2 separate regions of the Mus musculus genome follow, and region 2 is linked to region 1. A link is a loop called in an ENCODE intact Hi-C map of the cell type or tissue named here. Cell type or tissue: left cerebral cortex. All regions are shown on one strand. Each heading gives the region's core, and the rest is flanking DNA. Links, peaks and the distances in the headings are about the cores only.

Region 1 (8,332 bases), core at 254-8,253:
TGCAATTACTGTAAGCTGCACAGCCCTTGTGTTAGTTTGACTAAGGATAACCCCCAAAGGCTCCTATAGGTGTAGCCTTGCTGAGGAAGTGTGTCACTAGGCATGGGCTTTGAGGTTTCAAAAGCCCATGCCAGGCCCAGTCTCTCTGTGCCTAAATATCAGGATGTAGAACTCTCAGCTCCTTCTCCAGCACCATATCTGCCTGTGTGTCACAGTGCTTCCTGCCATGATAATAATGGACAAAGCTCTGAAACTGTAAGCAAGCCCCCAATTACATGCTTTCTTTTTTTAAGAGTTGCCTTGGCCACGATGACTCCTCACAGCAATACAGCAGTGACTAAGATAGCCCCTAAGATTATTTTTTTTCAGTTTAGGATTCCTTGACATTCCTCTAGCACATTGGCAGCAGTTGGGCTAAATTGATTTTGGAAAAAGAAAAAAGAAGAAAAAAAAAAAACAGAGCCTAATTTATATTGCATGGAAACATCTAGGACATCAGTTGTTGGATGACCGCAATTCAGAAAAGAGCTATCCTCAGAGATTCTCATGACTTTCACAATCTGATGACTGCTATCGAGCAAATCAAATCCTGCAGAGCCATGAGGCAGGTTACTGTATTCTTCACAAGCTCATATCCAAACCTCCTTAACGTACTCTGAAACTCTAACAACCTCTCCCTATAGCCTCTCTGCTCTCTACTGACTTCTAGATTATCCCTTTTCACTGGAGATGTTGTTCTCTGTCCCTCAGCACGTGTCAACAATCTCAAGACTTCACCATTCCAGGAGATAAACCTTTTTTTTGGAGCCAGGGTTTCCCTGTGTAGCCTTGGCTGTCCTGGAACTTGCTCTGTAGACCTGGGCAGCCTCAAACTCAGAGAGCTGACTACCTCTGCCTCCCAAGTGCTGGGATTACAGGTACCACTTCTGCCTGGTAGCGTTAAGCATCTTAACCTCGGGGTCTCTTGTTTTCATGATTTGTTCATCAAAAGCAACGAATCTCTGCCTCCAGGCATTCACTTTCTGGGCACATCCAGTACCTTCCTGATAACCTCAGCTTAAACCTTCACAGTGATGTCTAAGAGGCAAAACAACTTTTGTTTATGGATCTCTCATTCCATTCCTGGATTCTCTTTAAACCCAGCCTGTGGACACTGAGAGTAATTTCATTGAAAAGATTCTTACTTGCCACCACATACACTTAGTAAAACTCTAGAAGAACCCAGCTACCCATTTTCTCTGTATCTCCACTCAGCTCTCTGCAGAATGCTAATGAAAAACCAGACAAACATGTTTACTAATCTCATACATCCACGATAGCCGCCTTCACCCATCAAAAGCCACCCATCTTCCCAGTCTCCCCTGGAGACCACCCTTTCTGCCTTCTAAAGGCATCGGATCATAGCCTTTCTCATGACATCTCAAACCTAACAGGTTCAAAACTCAACTCTACCTGCAGTATCCCAGCTTCACCACTCCCTATCGGGTGCTCAAGCGATGACTCTGCAGTGGGGATTCAATCTCTATGCTTTGTTTGCCCTCACCAGGAAACCCCTGTTCTTTGGTTTCATAGTGTCTTGTAGCTCTCGCTGGTCTGGGACTTGCTATGTAGACCAGGCTGGCCTTGCCTCATAGAGATCTGCCTGCCTCTGCTGAGATCAAAGGTGGGTGCCATCAAACTCAGCCCTTTAAAGTACCTCTTATGCCTTCTCTGAGGACACCAGCACACCCAACTAGCCCAGGTGCTCTTATCTGTTCTCACATCAAACCTTCACCCCCAGTCCTCCCCCTCCCCAACTCTGAGATGAGGTCCCCTGTGCTGTTGAGGCTGGTCTCAAACTCCTGGGCTCAAGTGCCCCAGCCTCAGGACCTGGCACCTGAAGGGCAATATCGTCATGCCTCGCTTGCCAGTATCTTATCTTTACCTTTCAGTCTCTCTTCACTTTTTACCTATACCCACTCTCTACCTAAGAGCTGTGGTCCCCTTAAAACACAAATGGCATAAAATATTTCTCTTCCTTAAAAGTCAACGGCTTCTTCTCATACCTGACTGTGACCCAAAAGGTCCCAAATATGACAGCTTCTGCTCACCTCTCCAGCCTTATCCTGATGGCCCCATATTTCCTACTGCCCAGCCCCAGAATTCTTTTCAAGAAGTGGAAAAAACAGATCTCTTTTCCACCCGACTCTGCCTCCTACAGATGTGATTGATTCCAGCCTACTCACCAAGCATCTTCCAGCCCCTGTTAAGTTCCCGGGGAGTTGTTTTAAAGAAGTGCTTATTTGCTCTTGGACTGTTTACTTAAATCCTCAAAACACACACACACACACACACACACACACACACACACACACTCCTATCCACTCTGCCTGGCACATACCAACTATGTATGCAATGAATGTTCTTTGTCACTAAATGCATTTTTATAAACACCAAGGCCAAAGAAAATGTAATGAGGCTCTAGGCCAGATCTCTCTTTCCCATGGTTAAGATCCGTGGGCCCAAAAGGCCTCAGAGGATTTAAGTGGTGTGTCAATGTTATGTCTATGTCAATGTCTTGGTTACCTCAGAGTCATAGTTACAGGCTGAGCAAAGAGTAACTGCACCTCCAGATATTCTGCCTGCCTCTTTTCTCACAGGCCTAGCCTTTTGAGCTTTCGTTGCATCTTTACCCTTCTCTTTTTTCTGTATCATGTGTAATCATTTTAAAATTCTGCCTTTATCTGTGCTCTGTTCCAGTGCTAAAGTACAATTATGCTCATTCAATAGAAGAGCATTTTCCATAGTACCAGTACAATAAGAGTGATTTCATGAAGCTCCTCATTCCCATCTTTCACAATTAGCTAACTTATCACTGCTGAAACTGCCCCCCAGCCCCAGCCCCAGCCAGCCCACCCCGCCCAGACTAGCTGAGAGGCAGAAACCGCAGTGAATGCCACCATCTCAGGAGCATCTCCAGGCAGCCTGATAGCTGCCCCGGTGCAGCTAAACACTCTGGTTTTCCTATCTTACGTTTCCAAATAGGTTATCTTGAGGATGCGGGGGATGGAGGGGGGGGGGTGAGTACAGTGTCAAAGAAAACATCAACTCAGTAAATAAGTAATTAAAAAAACTATTAAAAGGGTGGTGGTAGGGTAGACTAGAGAGAAGAAGGTTGCAAGCAGTGGGGTGGTTAACTGGGGCTTTAGGTAATCAAGTACTGAGGGTTGAAGTGGGGGCAGGAGTCTGAATTTTATTTCACCTACAGTGATGGGCGATAATTAAATGTGGGTCAGAATAAGTTTTTCTACTTAAAAACAAACAAACAAACAAACAATCTGCCTGAAGAGTAAACACTGACACCAATCCTGCTTCACAGGATAGTGAAGATAATAAATGGAATTCTCCCCGACCACAGGAAAAATAAAATCTCTTTATCTCCCTATGTTATTTTCAGAACAAGATTTTTAGGGCATAATTTTCAACAAGTTTCAGCTGAGGCTGAACACGGGACGCAGAGGTAATTAAGGACACTGAAAGACCAGACCAATTACTTCTAAACGCAAAATGGCCTGAGCACACCCGGATTACATGACCGGGTTTATAAGCAAAGCCACTGCAGGCATTATTTACCTGTTTGGCAAGCAGTGCTGTACGACAGTGAAAAGTGCCGCATCAATCCAAAGTGGCTGGCAAAAGTAACCTGCGGGTCCTTTCCCTTTCGGGCACATCCGACCTGGGACAAGGTCTCTCCTGGCCTCCTTTCTGTTGGGCCCGGACCCGAGGACTTCCCAGAGCTCTGGGAAGACCGACGGGGATAAGGGGGCGGAATGCGTGCGACGGACGCCCTCCAGCACCCCTCCCACTCGCCCCCTGGCCAGCTCCAAGCCCCCCCCGGAATCCGGGAGGAAAGATGCGGCTCCCGCACAGCACCCGCTGCTCGGCGACCCCGGATCGGCCACCTCGGCGCTCTGGCCACCCGGCTCACCTCCACGCCCTCTTCTCCGAGCCACGCTCGCAGCGCAGCGCCGTGGCTCCCCCGCGCCGAGGGCCCGCCGAGCTCCCGGGCCTACGGAGTGCTCCTCCCGCCCAAGCTCCTCCTGCCCCCGAGCCGGACCGCGCCGCGCCGGGGAGGTGGAGCAGGAGGAGGCGCGCGGAGGCAGGGCTGGCGGTGACGCGCAGGGGGGCGCGGGTCGGTCGGGGCAGAGTGCGTGGGGACCCACCCGGCCGCGGTCCCCACGCCTGCGCGCGATCTTGCGGAGACCCCCCGTGGGAGCAGCCCTACGTGGATCCCGCCCGCGTTTACACTCCACTACCTCCGAGACGCTCGCCACGCCGCCCCGGACTTGGCTTTGATTAGTGCCCTCCTCCCTGTCCACCCCCCTTCTCCCTACTCTGTTCCACACAAACCTCGAAGAAAGTGCGCTTTTTTTCTCCCTTTCGGCTGCATCATGTCCTTGAAAGGGAATGATCAGAAATGCCCTTCCACGAACCGCATTTTAAAACTCCCTGGGACTGGAGGCCCTTCTCAGCCGTGGGCTGTAGGGGTTAGTCTGTGGACTCTGACCTTCCCTGTCGCCGGTGCCCCCGAGCTCTGTGCGGACTGGAAGGTGAAGCCGAGTCAGGAGACCAGCGTGCCTGCGGAGAGCTGCAGTGGCCTTGGAGCATCCAGGGTTCGCTGAGCTGTGTAAGGGCACCTTGCTTTCTCTAATCCCCCCCCCCCCCGATTTTGGATTAACAAGTAGATGGGGATCTTTTATTTACCTTTTTAGTCAAAAGTGTCAGTGGAGATTTTTTTTTAATATAAAACCAATTTGTCGAAAATTGTCAAATTTACTTCCCCCACCCTCAGACGTTAGTAAATTCTCATTTCAGCAAATTAGGTTTAAAAATTATCTTTCTTGGTGGTTTATTAACTAGACAAATCAGAACAAAAGCAGAAGAGGGTCTTAGATCGATCCTCAGGGCACTGCACTTTCCCCTTTGAAAGGCATACACAGATTAACCTCTGCAAGTTCAACCTGGGAAACATTCTTTGTTTGATCCTTGTGAAAAGCATCTCTTCCCCACCCCCAAATACATACAGCTGAGGTTTAAAGTTTAGGCACAAACTCCGCTGTTAGTGATGTATTAGGGGGAAAGACTGACAACTGGGAAATACTTTCCATTTTGGTAACGGGGAGAAAAAAAATCCTTACATTTTATATCAGTGTTTATTGTTTCACTTCAACTACTGTCAAATAGTGAAAACAGCAGGGTATTTCTAACACTTTTGGAGGACCAGTGGAGGAAACTGCTGTGTCCTTAGCATTTGGTGAGAAGATGTAGCTTTCCAATCACATAAACAAAAGCATTACATAAGGTCTAGCAAAGGTTATCACGTTTTTATTCTCAGTTGTACAAAGCCATAAGTTATTACAGAAAACAGGTAAGTTGTACATTTAAAATATCTTTAAAAGCTGTTGAGACATGGACTCTGTTTATTTAAAAAAAAAAATAGTATGCGAAACCATTTGCCTCCCAAAAGAATGAATGAGTCAACAATTTCCAGAAGGAGTATCTGCTTTTCATACTTGAACTGTTAAAATAAGCAAACATCCTCCATGGGTGGAAAATGCCAGGCTGGCCCAAAGTGCTCCAAAGATGGCTCCCGGTCCAGTTCATGAACCGGTGGCCATCTTTACCAGTGATTTCCAGTTACAGTTTCAAAGTATATAAAGTTGATTTCGCAAGCCTTTTTTCCAGGTCATGAAGCACTCTCTGAGAAGTGTCCTCAGTTCCCTGAAGTAATTTATTCCACTGAAGCACAGCAATAATTCATTAAATAAATCTCTAGTGGCCTAGAGGTGTTAACATAATTTCTCCTTTGAAGTTATTATACAAGTGGATAACTTTGAGATGATAGCGCCTAAAGGAACTTTAAGCACCTGGAGCTCTCTGGCTCTCATTCACCAAGAGCTTTGTGTCCTGGGTGTCAGGCACTCTTGAACAAAGCAGGACACAGAGTGACTACAAGTCTTTCAAAATTTATTGTTTGATGGGTGTCTTAGTTAGGGTTTTACTGCTGTGAACAGACACCATGACTAAGGCAAGACTTATAAAGGACAGCATTTAATTGGGGCTGGCTCTCAGGTTCAGCGGTTCAGTCCATTATCATCAAGGTGGGAGCAGGGGAGCATCTAGGCAGGCATGGTGCAGGAGGAGCTGAGAGTTCTACATCTTCATCTGAAGGCTTCTGACAGAACACGAACTTCTAGGCAGCTAGGATGAGGGTCTTAAGCCCATGCCCACAGTGACACACCTACTCCAACAAGGCCACACCTCCCTGATAGAGCCACTCCCTAGGCCAAGCATTTACAAACCATCACTGTGGGTGAAGACATTTTATTAAATAGGTGCAAATAAAATGTGCACAAGGCCTGTTACATGTAGTAGACTTTGGGTAAATCATAGGCAGTATCCTCACTCTAGAGAGCCATTGTGTACATTAATGTCTCAAGGCTCTATGACTATCTACACTAAAGACATTCACTTAGCCCACACTGCTGATGATCAAAGATGATTTTTTGAGAGTAAAGAGTCTTTGTGAACAGTGTATATTGATAGAATGACTTTTGTATGAAATTCTGTTTTTGTGAAATTAAACAATTCAGTAAACATAAAACTGAGTAACCTACCTACTTTTTACTTTTGAAAGCATATTTATATATTTCAAGATAACTGAAATAGATCGGTGATTTGAATGAGAATAGTCCCTCCTAGGCTCATATATCTGAATGCTTGGTCATTAGGAAGTGGTACTACTTGGGAGGGATTAGGGGGTGTGGTCTTGGAGTGGGTGTGGCCTTGTTGGAGGAAGTGTGTCACTGGAGGTGGGCTTTGGGGTTTAAATGATTAAACTAGGCCCTGTGTTTCTCTGTGCTGCCTGCTGATTCAGATGTAGAACTCTCAGCTCTTCCAACTCATGTTGGCCTTCATGACACCATTTTTCCCACCATGTTCAGACTAAACCTCTGAACTGTCAGCAAGGCTCAGTTAAATGATTCCCTATATAACAGGTGCTGTGGTCAAGGTGTCTTTTCATACTAATAGAACAATTGAATAAAACAAAGACCGAATATAAAACACTTATAAAGCAATTAAACAAAGCAAATGTGCATCTGTACAAAACATAGTTCATAGTTAACATTATTTCATGAACATCTTTTCATCAACATAATTCAGTCCCTGCCCACTTTAAGCCTGTCCCACAGTGTAGCCTTTGCTGTTCTGGGATGTGCTATGTAGACCAGGCTGGCTTTGAACTCTTCCAGAGTGCTGGGATCAAAGGCAAGTGCCACCACAGAGAGAGAGAAAATTATTAATGGTTATGTATTCCATAATATGATATATAGTAGTCTAACACAAAGCTTTAAGAAAATGAGTTTTCCAGCCAGGCATCATGGAGGCACATGCCTTTATTTTCAGAACTTGGGAGGCAGAGGCAGGCACACCTTTGTGAGTGCAAGGCCAGCCTGGTCTACATAGAGAGTTTTAGAACAGTCAATGGTACATAATGTGACACTTGTCTCAAAAAAAAAAAAAATCCAATTCCTTTTCTGTTATGAGTAATACTGCTTTAACAGCTTTACATACCTTACTTTTGGGATATTAAGTTAAAAGAACATTTCTTTAAGATATATTCCAAAGTGTGAATTTATTAAAAATGACTTTTATGGGGCTAGAGAGGTGACTCAGCAGTTTAAAGCAATGACTGCTCACCCAGAGGACACAGGTTCAACATCCCAAAACCCATGTGATACCTTACAACTGTGAGCCGCTTCAGTTCCAGGGTATTTGGCACCCTCTTTGGGCCTCCTAGGTATGTATGAGGTACATATACATGCATGCAAGCAAAACACCGATACATACACATTAAAAATAGCAAGATTCTTTACAATTATTTTTCTGATAGTATCCTATTTATCTGTATGAAAATTTAATTTTTTATGGAAAATATGAATATACGTTTGTCTCTCAAATTCAGCATCTAATCTGCAACAGATTTTATTATTTATATTGGTTTAAGTAGATTAGGAGCACACATGTTAGAATGTATGCAATTAAAAAGCATGCATGGGAAAGAGCACAGCTACTCAGAAGAATTTGGTTGAGTGGTTTTGTCATTAATCTAACATTTCTCTCCTAATATGCATCTCCTCTGTGGATTCTTTTCAATTACTTTTGTGGTAATAGAAAAATAAACAATGAGCTATAGCGATGTCTCTGCTGGAAGAGCAATTGATCCCCCTGAGAAGGACCCAGATTAGGTTCCCGACACCCACGGGTGGCTCACATCTGTCTACCTCCAGTT
Region 2 (8,332 bases), core at 147-8,146, 180 kb before region 1:
CAAGACCCCATCTGAAACCAATGAAGAAGCCAAATGTTAACCATGCTTAAATATTAGCTTTACTCTGTCATGTAAAATGCGTTTTACTTTTCCCTGGAATGAGGTAGAAGATAGCAATCTTCAGTATACTGATGCCTATTCAATTAGTCCCCAGAGAGAATGAAATTATACCTTCAAGCTGGAAGAGTTCTGGAGACAGACAAACTCCTAGCCTCATCCGACTGAAACGTCTTAAGTTTGAAACTGCCCCTTCCACCTTTCAATCATCGGAGTCAATGCACAATCTGAAATACGGGTGAAGATCAAACAGCATTGTTCAATATGCTGTCTTCACTGCCTCCAGTGTTATCATGGGTCCTTTCACATAAGCTATTGATCAGACATCAACAAGGAGGCTAGAGACCCTTCTAGTCTCAGAAGCAAGATAAAAGGAATGGTTCACATTTAGAAGAATGTAATATGTACCTCATAAAATCTAGCAGCATTTCATTCTACCAAGATATACAAATTTGGCTCCACTGACTGATAAGGAACATAGGAAAAATGTACACAGGTCCAAAAAGGCTCATTATGCAGGGGGCTGTGAGGCTACAAGACATCCTTTGAACAGTTAATTGTATCTCTGTTAAGTGCTGTGTGAGACTACTGGAATGTCGATTTCAATGGCAGAGAGGCGGGACCGTGATGAATAGGGCTGTGAGTAAGTGTGCATCCCGGGAGCGTGAGAGTACAGCGGTTGCCAGAAAGGAGAGGACAAAGACTTGCATGCACAATACCAAACGAACAGCAGGAGAGCAGTCATAAACAGACCCCCTGAGCTAGCAATAGTGACAAATACTGCATAGTCAAAGGTAAAGACCGGCTCAAACTTCCTGTTGAGATGGCTGTTATAAAAGATGGCCCAGATGGACGGAGAGAGGCTCACGGTACCTGCCAGAAAAAACAGGAGTCCGGCCACCAGGTGGCAGCCTGCACTATTGACCAGACACTTGGCCAGTTTGATGTTAGGCACGGAAGAATTGAAGGCCGTGTTACACATTCCAATCAGGCAGAGTAGCAAGGCACCCATTGCGATCACGATGCTGAGAGGCAGGGCAAACTGGAGGACACGCAGGTCCAGCTGGTCAACCGACAGGTACCACGTACGGTCGTACATCAGGCAGTCACTGCTTCCATCATACCGGGCACACTTCACCCACAGGCCCGTGTAAATCGTCAGGTTCTTCTCGTTTCTGTTGAATGTGATCAGCCGCAGTTTCCTCCAGTTAGGAAGCAGAGTCCCCGCAAAGAGGCCTGCGACAGAGGCAATACCACACAGGAAGGACAGGACGGTGGCTGCGTGGACATCTCGGCAGCCCATGGCAGGAGGGCTTGAGCTGTATGGTCAGTCTGGGGGATGACACACACAGGGCAAATCAGGCACCATGGGAGAGCACAGCTAGAGTTGCCACCAACTGGCAGCACATTTAGAGATGAAATGCTAGTGCAGGAGGGAGCTAGCTAGTGCAATCCTAGCACTTCTGTGGCTAAGGCACCAGGACTGCAGCATGTCTGAGGGCAGCCTGGTCTCTAAATTGAGTTCTAGACTAGACCCTGCCAACCACCTACCCATCCTATCAGAAAGAAAGAAAGGTGGGGGAGGGAGGGAGGGAGGGAGGGAGGGAGGGAGGGAGGGAGGGAGGGAAGGAAGGAAGGAAGGAGATGGAAACTCCAGTCTCCTGTCTGTACAATATGAATGTACATTATTAACACATATGTCCCAGATCAAGTGCACACATGTGCTTTGTCATCTCTTTGTCACACAGCAACTAAAATCTTCAGCCATTGTTATTTTTCTTCATAATTAAAGAGAGTAACATCACACCTAAAATTTAAAAGTGGTTGTCAATATTCACTCAGCATACATACACGGGCCACTTTGCATATCAGGTTTTCAATGAAAAAAATAAATCACAAATTATTCAAACTGTAGCAAGCAAGGGCTAGGACACTCAATATCTAACAGCTACAGGCTCTACGACCTCAGCCTCAGCATAAGTGCTCTAACAAATGCAAAGTGAGCCCCAAGCAGCAGGTGAGTAAGCTGTCTGGAGAAGCATGGCAGGACAGCAGGACGGACGTTCAGAGCTGCCTCGTGACCTGGCTGACAGACAGACATTCCCTGTGCCTTCACTCCTCATCTGCAAACTGGGTAAGAAAGTAGAGCCTACCTCACAGGGCTTTTTTCTCATGCATCCAATGAGTTAATGCAATGGCACGTGCTTAGAACACGCCTGAAGCACTGTGTAAAGGGAACGCTGGGTGTGAGCACGAGCGGCTGCCTTTTCTGCTTGACCAGAGCTTAGTACCTGGCACACTACAGTGGCTTAAGCAGCATTTACTGAGCAAATGCTACTTGAGAAAAAGCAAACTCGTCTCGCTACTTTCTGGCACACCAGGAAGTTATTAGAAATGAAATGGGCCCATCTCCAGTCGATCAGAAGAGAATAAAAGGTCCTGGAATTTCTTCTTACCTATCTTCTGGATGATTTAATTAGACTCAAGTGCTTTTCAGGGAAATCTCCAAGACTTGGTATTTATAAAGCTATTAACGTTAGCATAAGATACACGCAGATTCTGAAGTAGAACCCCTTCAGAACCCCTTACCATTGTAATAGAAACAGCACACGGCCTTTCTCTCTTCTCAAATTACAAGGCTGCATGCTCTTCCCATCTATGACTATGTAAAGCAGCATCTGACTCAGATTTAATTTTCTCCAGTTTCCCATGCACCTCAAAGCACTACTTAAACATTATTTTCCACCATGAGGCAACAGAGCAGACAACTTTTAGGGGTACATTTACTTTGTTGTTATTCAAAGCAAGATGAAGGGGTAGAGTTGAGTGACTTTTAAACGAATACAATATCATGATGTTCACAGAATCCATCCTCTTTTCCAGAATCAAGTATTGTCTACTGAGATGGTACAGGAACACTCCCGGGAAGTCGGGGTCAGAAAGATAATCATGGCGAAATGCTAAGAGACTAGCACATGTTTCAGCAAGCAAACATAGTGTTCTGTAGGAAACAGTGTCGTGTTAGACAGCCACACAAACCAGGGATAGTGTTACCAACAAAAACTCTATGCCTGTGTATTCAAATAATACATCATTAAGTGTATACTATCAAAGTAGAGTTTGGCCATAAATGGCCTTAAGTTAGGTTTTTCAAATTAACCACGGGTAGTTCTAAGTTTTCCCACAGTATTAGCTACTACTGATTATGTTGCCTTCTGTCGGTATCAAAAGTTGTAACTGTTCCAGAAAATTTTCAGAATTAAATTGCAAAAAATATAGGTTAGTTTTCATGCAAATTAGAAAAAAAATCCACCCTTCTTGCTTAATTTTAGCAACGACGACTTTGGCTCAGAGCCAGCACCTTGGTGCAGGTTTGAGAAGACTTGTGTTGGAAGTCTTAATGATGCCAAGCCCCACCGCTCAGCTCCAGCTCTTTTTTGACCCGTTTCCCCCACATATGATGAGCAATTTGCATAGCACCTGGCACACAAATCATTTTAGGATTATATGAATGAGAAGTGGGCCGTGTACCGCAAGGCCATACAATGTATTCACAAATGTGGGCTAGACAAAGAAACAGCTATGACTAAGGAGTCAGTCATGCATCAAGTATCTGTGGCATGCGATGCATGTGGAAAATGTCCCGAAAGGACACTGGTCTAGTGTGTTAATAAAAGTATGCTGTTTCATGCAAATACAAAATACTGACGGTTAACCAACTGTATGATTACCATGTATTAAGTGATCACTGTTATTCCATTAAGCGACATAAGGCAGTAAACCATTTATTAAGAAGTTACTGCCCTGGGTTAGGTAAAGTCAGAGCGGTAAGGAAAGGGTTTTTCCTGTTTCTTTTAAAGCTTCAAGCTTCCATCAGCAAATACTCTCAAACTCTCAGCTCAATCACAATTTCATTCTTGATTCCAGAGATGGGGAACAAATACTCACAATTTCAAGGTAATCAGCGTTTCTCCAAGCAGCCTGTCTGCGCCTCTGATCCCTGCAGCCCAAAGGCAGCGAGAAGCACAGTCAGAACATCCAGCCTTGTTAGTTACTCTCCTGCCGCCCTCAGCTGACAGACACCAGACAGCATCAATGGACGTGGGCAGACCAAGCACTTACTTCAGTGCTAAGTGTATTTATACCTTCCTTCAAGTTGATGTTATATTTTATATCACTTCTCTGAACTTGGTATGGTGGCATATGCTTAATTAAACTCTCAAGGACTAACAGTTTTATAGAGTCATCAGAGATACCATGAATTGTGTTTCAGAAAAAGAACATTAATGGCCTCAAGATTCAGGTTCAACCCTAGTGCTGGAATTCATGTTTAGCATCTTGTAACCGCCTTTGGTCATTTCACTTTTTATCCTGTTATTAACTCTATACATCTATAATTTGATAGTAAGTCTCATCCCACTGGTGACATAATGTCTCAAAGGGTGATAGAGGGAATAATAGGAAATGATCTATTTAGTGCTAAAACTAAAAAATATTGCTGACTTGCAGATTAAGACTTGATCAAATTTGAGACACTTGTGCTATGCTGATGAATTCTGTGTCCAGAGCAGTATTTTTGTGATCTGTCACTTCACTTGTTTCCACACAATAGTTTCCCACTTCCTGAATAATTAGGTCTCTAAAAACGTCCAATCTCCCTGAGGCGCACACCCTTTGGCTTCCGCCATGCTCAGCCTCGTTCTATGCCACTCTTACCTTATACAGCTGTCTATGTAACCACACTGTTTAACCTTTCCAAACTTTCCATTTAACCTTTCCAGGTTTTCCACTTTTTAATTTAATAGCTACGTCACATGGTATAGTCTCCCAAACTATTATTTTTAAATACTTATTTTTATGTGAGTGCATGTGTGTCTATGCATCGCATGCATGCAATGTCTGAGGTCAGAAGATGATGCCAGATCCGCTGAAACTGGAGTTGGCTGTTAGCTACCACGTGGGTGCTGGGAACCAAACCAGGTCCTCTGAAAGAGCATCAAGTGCTCTAAACTGCTAAGCCAGCTCTCCAAGCCTTAAGGACTTCCTCAGCCCCACCATATTCTTTAACTGACATCCAGTCATGTTGCTGGGAGACCTACTAACCCCTCCCTTTCTGGTCACAGCCGTCCTCCATCCCCAGCTGCATGACGTGAACAGCGGGGTTTTACGTTTTCTTTGGTAGCAGTGAAAATGCTTACAATTCCTTGTTTAGATATTCCTTCCCAACAGACTGTGAATTTCAGGGCAGAGATCCCTGTGTTTGATTTGTTGAGTTTCCTACTGACACACAGACAGTACTCCATTACTTACTGACTGAAGGAGTCAATACATAGCTGGTCCATATGAGTCTAGCTAGGGTACAGAGGAAATTATAAATTTGCTTTAGTGGAAGTTGAATTCATTTCATTTGGGACAGGTCCCCACACCCTCGCCTCTGAAACACTCAGGCTGATTCTCGATTATGTGTCTGTTTCTGCTACTTACTGGCAAACAGTCTCTCCAATTTTGTAAAATGAAAGAAAGATTTTTCTAGCAATAATGACAGAACTTTTGTTTTGGTGTGGTTACTGACCAAATCAAATATTCTGTTCTAAAACAGTGACTCCACATTTGTCATCTGTTCCAGAGTGACTTTCAGAGAAGAAAACTTAGTCTATCAATGTTATCGATGGTATCATTTTGAATAAAAATACTTTCAAAAGATTATTTTTTCTGGCTTTGAAGAGAGTTCAAAGAAAGCTGATGCAGAAATAGTGGCTAAGAGCTTTTGGAATTCTCAAAACCATTATAGTTTTTTCAGAGACAATTCCAAGGAATCACTACAAAAGAATGTATGTCTCATGGCCACTAAATTAATTTTTGATGCTAACAGTGGCTATCCCTTCTACCTATAATTTGGGTCTTCTTGGAAACTGTAACCATCAATCACTGTACCCACAAAGGTTCTACACTTTTATTTTGCTGAAGAAGAGAAGAACAGCAGCGTTCCTGACTGAGACAGCAGAAACATTATATAACCAGGGACAGGGGCATACTCACCCTTTCCCTGTGCCTGATCCTCCAAAGTCAGCTTAGTGAACTCAGATGCAACAGGAGCACATCTGCACACAAAGCAGAGATAATCTGGACCTACCAAAGTAGAAAAATGCTCCAAATTACTACAGTCCTTCCTTCGCAACTCTATTTTAACTCACATATAACTGGGGGGGGGGGGGGGGCAGTAATTGTCTAGACTTAATAATAAAATGCTACAGCCAAACAGGCAAGCAATAAGTTTTTCAAAAAGGCAGTTTAAGGTTAGGGGTGTAGCTCAGCTACAATGCTTGCCCATCATGTAGAAGGCCCAAAGTTCAAACGCCAGCACCACGACAAAGCAAAAACAAAAACACAACAACAACAAAAAAAATAGCACAGGCAATTTATTCTTATATTCACTATTAGATATGAGCCTCAAAGGAAAATAACTCTTATTTTGTGATTTGAAAGTTCGGGATAATTAAGGCTAAAATTAAAAATCACAAATCACTTTACTGGGTTAGAAATCTAAGAAAAAAATTAATAGATTTATTTTTCAAGATCTAGTTCCTGCCTACCGTGTCATAAGGAGCACGGTGAAAGAAAGCACCATGCAGTTGCCTTGGAATGAAAAGAAATGCACTGTTTTCTAAAATGTTTAAAAGACGGTATTTACCATAAAACCAGACAAAACTAATCTGCTCTGTACAACCTAAAATTTGCAACTAGTATGTCCTTTTTAGTTTATGTTGTGTGGTATCTATCGTCCTTGGCTCAACCTGCCATTTGGTATGTTTTCATATCTCTAAAGAGGAGTGACTTCCTGTTGGAATACTAGTTAACTCAAACAGGTAGGATGAGTGAAAAACTCATAAACGCCTGGCAGCTTCCTGGATCCAGGCGTTTATCGCTGGCCCTATTACAGTAATTATGCAGGATGTGGCCTGGGTGCTGATTTCCATCGAGGTTCCCCACCTCCCATCTACGATTCTTGAGTTGTTATCAATCAAGATTGTTGCTTCGAAGTCAGAAGGGCTCGTTTTACAATCAATGACCCCAATCGGACCCCTGGGCAACCTTTGCCATGAGGTCACCTGGCATAGCAGTTCTGCAGTGAAGACTAGCCCCTTCGCAGAGCAGGGCAGTGTCGAGGGACAGCAGCAGCCAGATCGGCACGTCCGGGTGGGAGCCGCGTCCTCAGGAGACCCCGAGCGGCCGAGCCTGGCAAAGGGGGGGCGGCTGCGCCCAGCCAATGGCGTGAGCCCTCCCCGGGCGCACGCTCGCCGCTCGCCCACCCCTGCCCGGTGCGTGGGGAGAGCGAGCAGGTCAGCGTTACACAACCAGCGCCGTCAGCCGCTGGGTCCAAAATAGCAGCCAGCTCGCAGCTCGCAGCTCGCACCCCCGCCCGCCCCCAGCCCTCGGCTGCCCCGGCAACGCGGCTCCACACTCCTCGGAGGGGACGAAAACGTTGTAAACGCGGTACCAAATACCTCCTCGGCCACTTTTCCACGTCCACCCATGTGGGCAACCTTTCAAATGCCGACTCGCCGCCGCTTCGCCGTTTCACGCAACACCTTCAACTACTTGCAAAAGACTCGGAAACGGGAGCGTCCCTGACCACACCTACCGGCTCCTCACGGCTCGGGCATCCCGCTCACCCACTCCGAGCCGCGGCTCCTTGGTCTCCCTCCGCTGCCGCGGAAGTGCGTTCTGGCGAAGCCGCCCCGGAGGCTTCAGGGAACCAGTCAGGCTCTCCCCTGGCTCCGCTCGGGAATACCTTGGCTGCCGGGAACTACAGTTCCTAGCATCCATCGGGCCGCTGGCCGCGGGCCAATTCCTGAGACCACCTCCTTCTTCCGGGTCCCGCCTCCCTCGTTTCCTCTTGCACCTTATTAGGGATAGGTTTACGGCTTGCTTTAGAATGCTCTCAATCACACGCATGAGGGACAAATTTGAGATTCGTTTGGTTACTCAATCAAAAGTTGTTCATTAAGTGCAAAAAAAAAAAAAAAAAGGTCTAACTCCATAGCCACACAAATTTACAAGGGGCACTTTGCTTGTTACTTCTGGGGTTAACTATAGGCAAAAGATACCCTACTGCAGCAAAATTCCATACATAAAACTAATTATTAAGTATTCTAATTTGACTCTTCTACACATCAGCTATCCTCTCTCGTCTTCTCTGATATGTGCATCCTGTGCAGATAAATATGTCAAAGGACTCATACACAGTATTTAAGTTAAAAAGAGCAAAAATGAT

The links. A loop is a pair of places that touch in the nucleus more often than their neighbours do. Peaks named below come from ENCODE experiments on the same cell type or tissue, not always from the same donor. Only the 100,000 strongest peaks of a DNase experiment are listed, where the experiment ranks them.
Region 2: it touches region 1 in a loop (2.2-fold over the local background); 2 of 42 quality-filtered maps call a loop at or near these places.

Annotation. Positions count from the first base shown.
Region 1 is chr5:5,689,991-5,698,322 of GRCm38, forward strand. Steap2 (six transmembrane epithelial antigen of prostate 2) reads right to left here and starts at 4,099. Exons shown (of 6, transcript NM_001103156.2): 1 at 3,968-4,099. The region is part of intron 1 of Gm40262 (a long non-coding RNA gene); the gene reads left to right. In left cerebral cortex, for the core only: no CTCF peak of the experiment used is centred there; DNase peaks (open chromatin) are centred at 3,626, 3,756, 4,113 and 4,427; H3K4me3 peaks cover 1,376 bases; H3K27ac peaks cover 771 bases.
Region 2 is chr5:5,507,066-5,515,397 of GRCm38, forward strand. It overlaps Cldn12 (claudin 12), which reads right to left and starts at 7,911. Exons shown (of 4, transcript NM_022890.2): 1 at 7,700-7,911; 2 at 6,097-6,186; 3 at 4,006-4,057; 4 at 1-1,389. The coding sequence starts at 1,360. The coding sequence ends at 626. In left cerebral cortex, for the core only: CTCF peaks have their summits at 955 (motif pointing right) and 4,109 (motif pointing left); DNase peaks (open chromatin) are centred at 975, 3,525, 4,121, 7,406 and 1 more place; H3K4me3 peaks cover 2,745 bases; H3K27ac peaks cover 2,163 bases.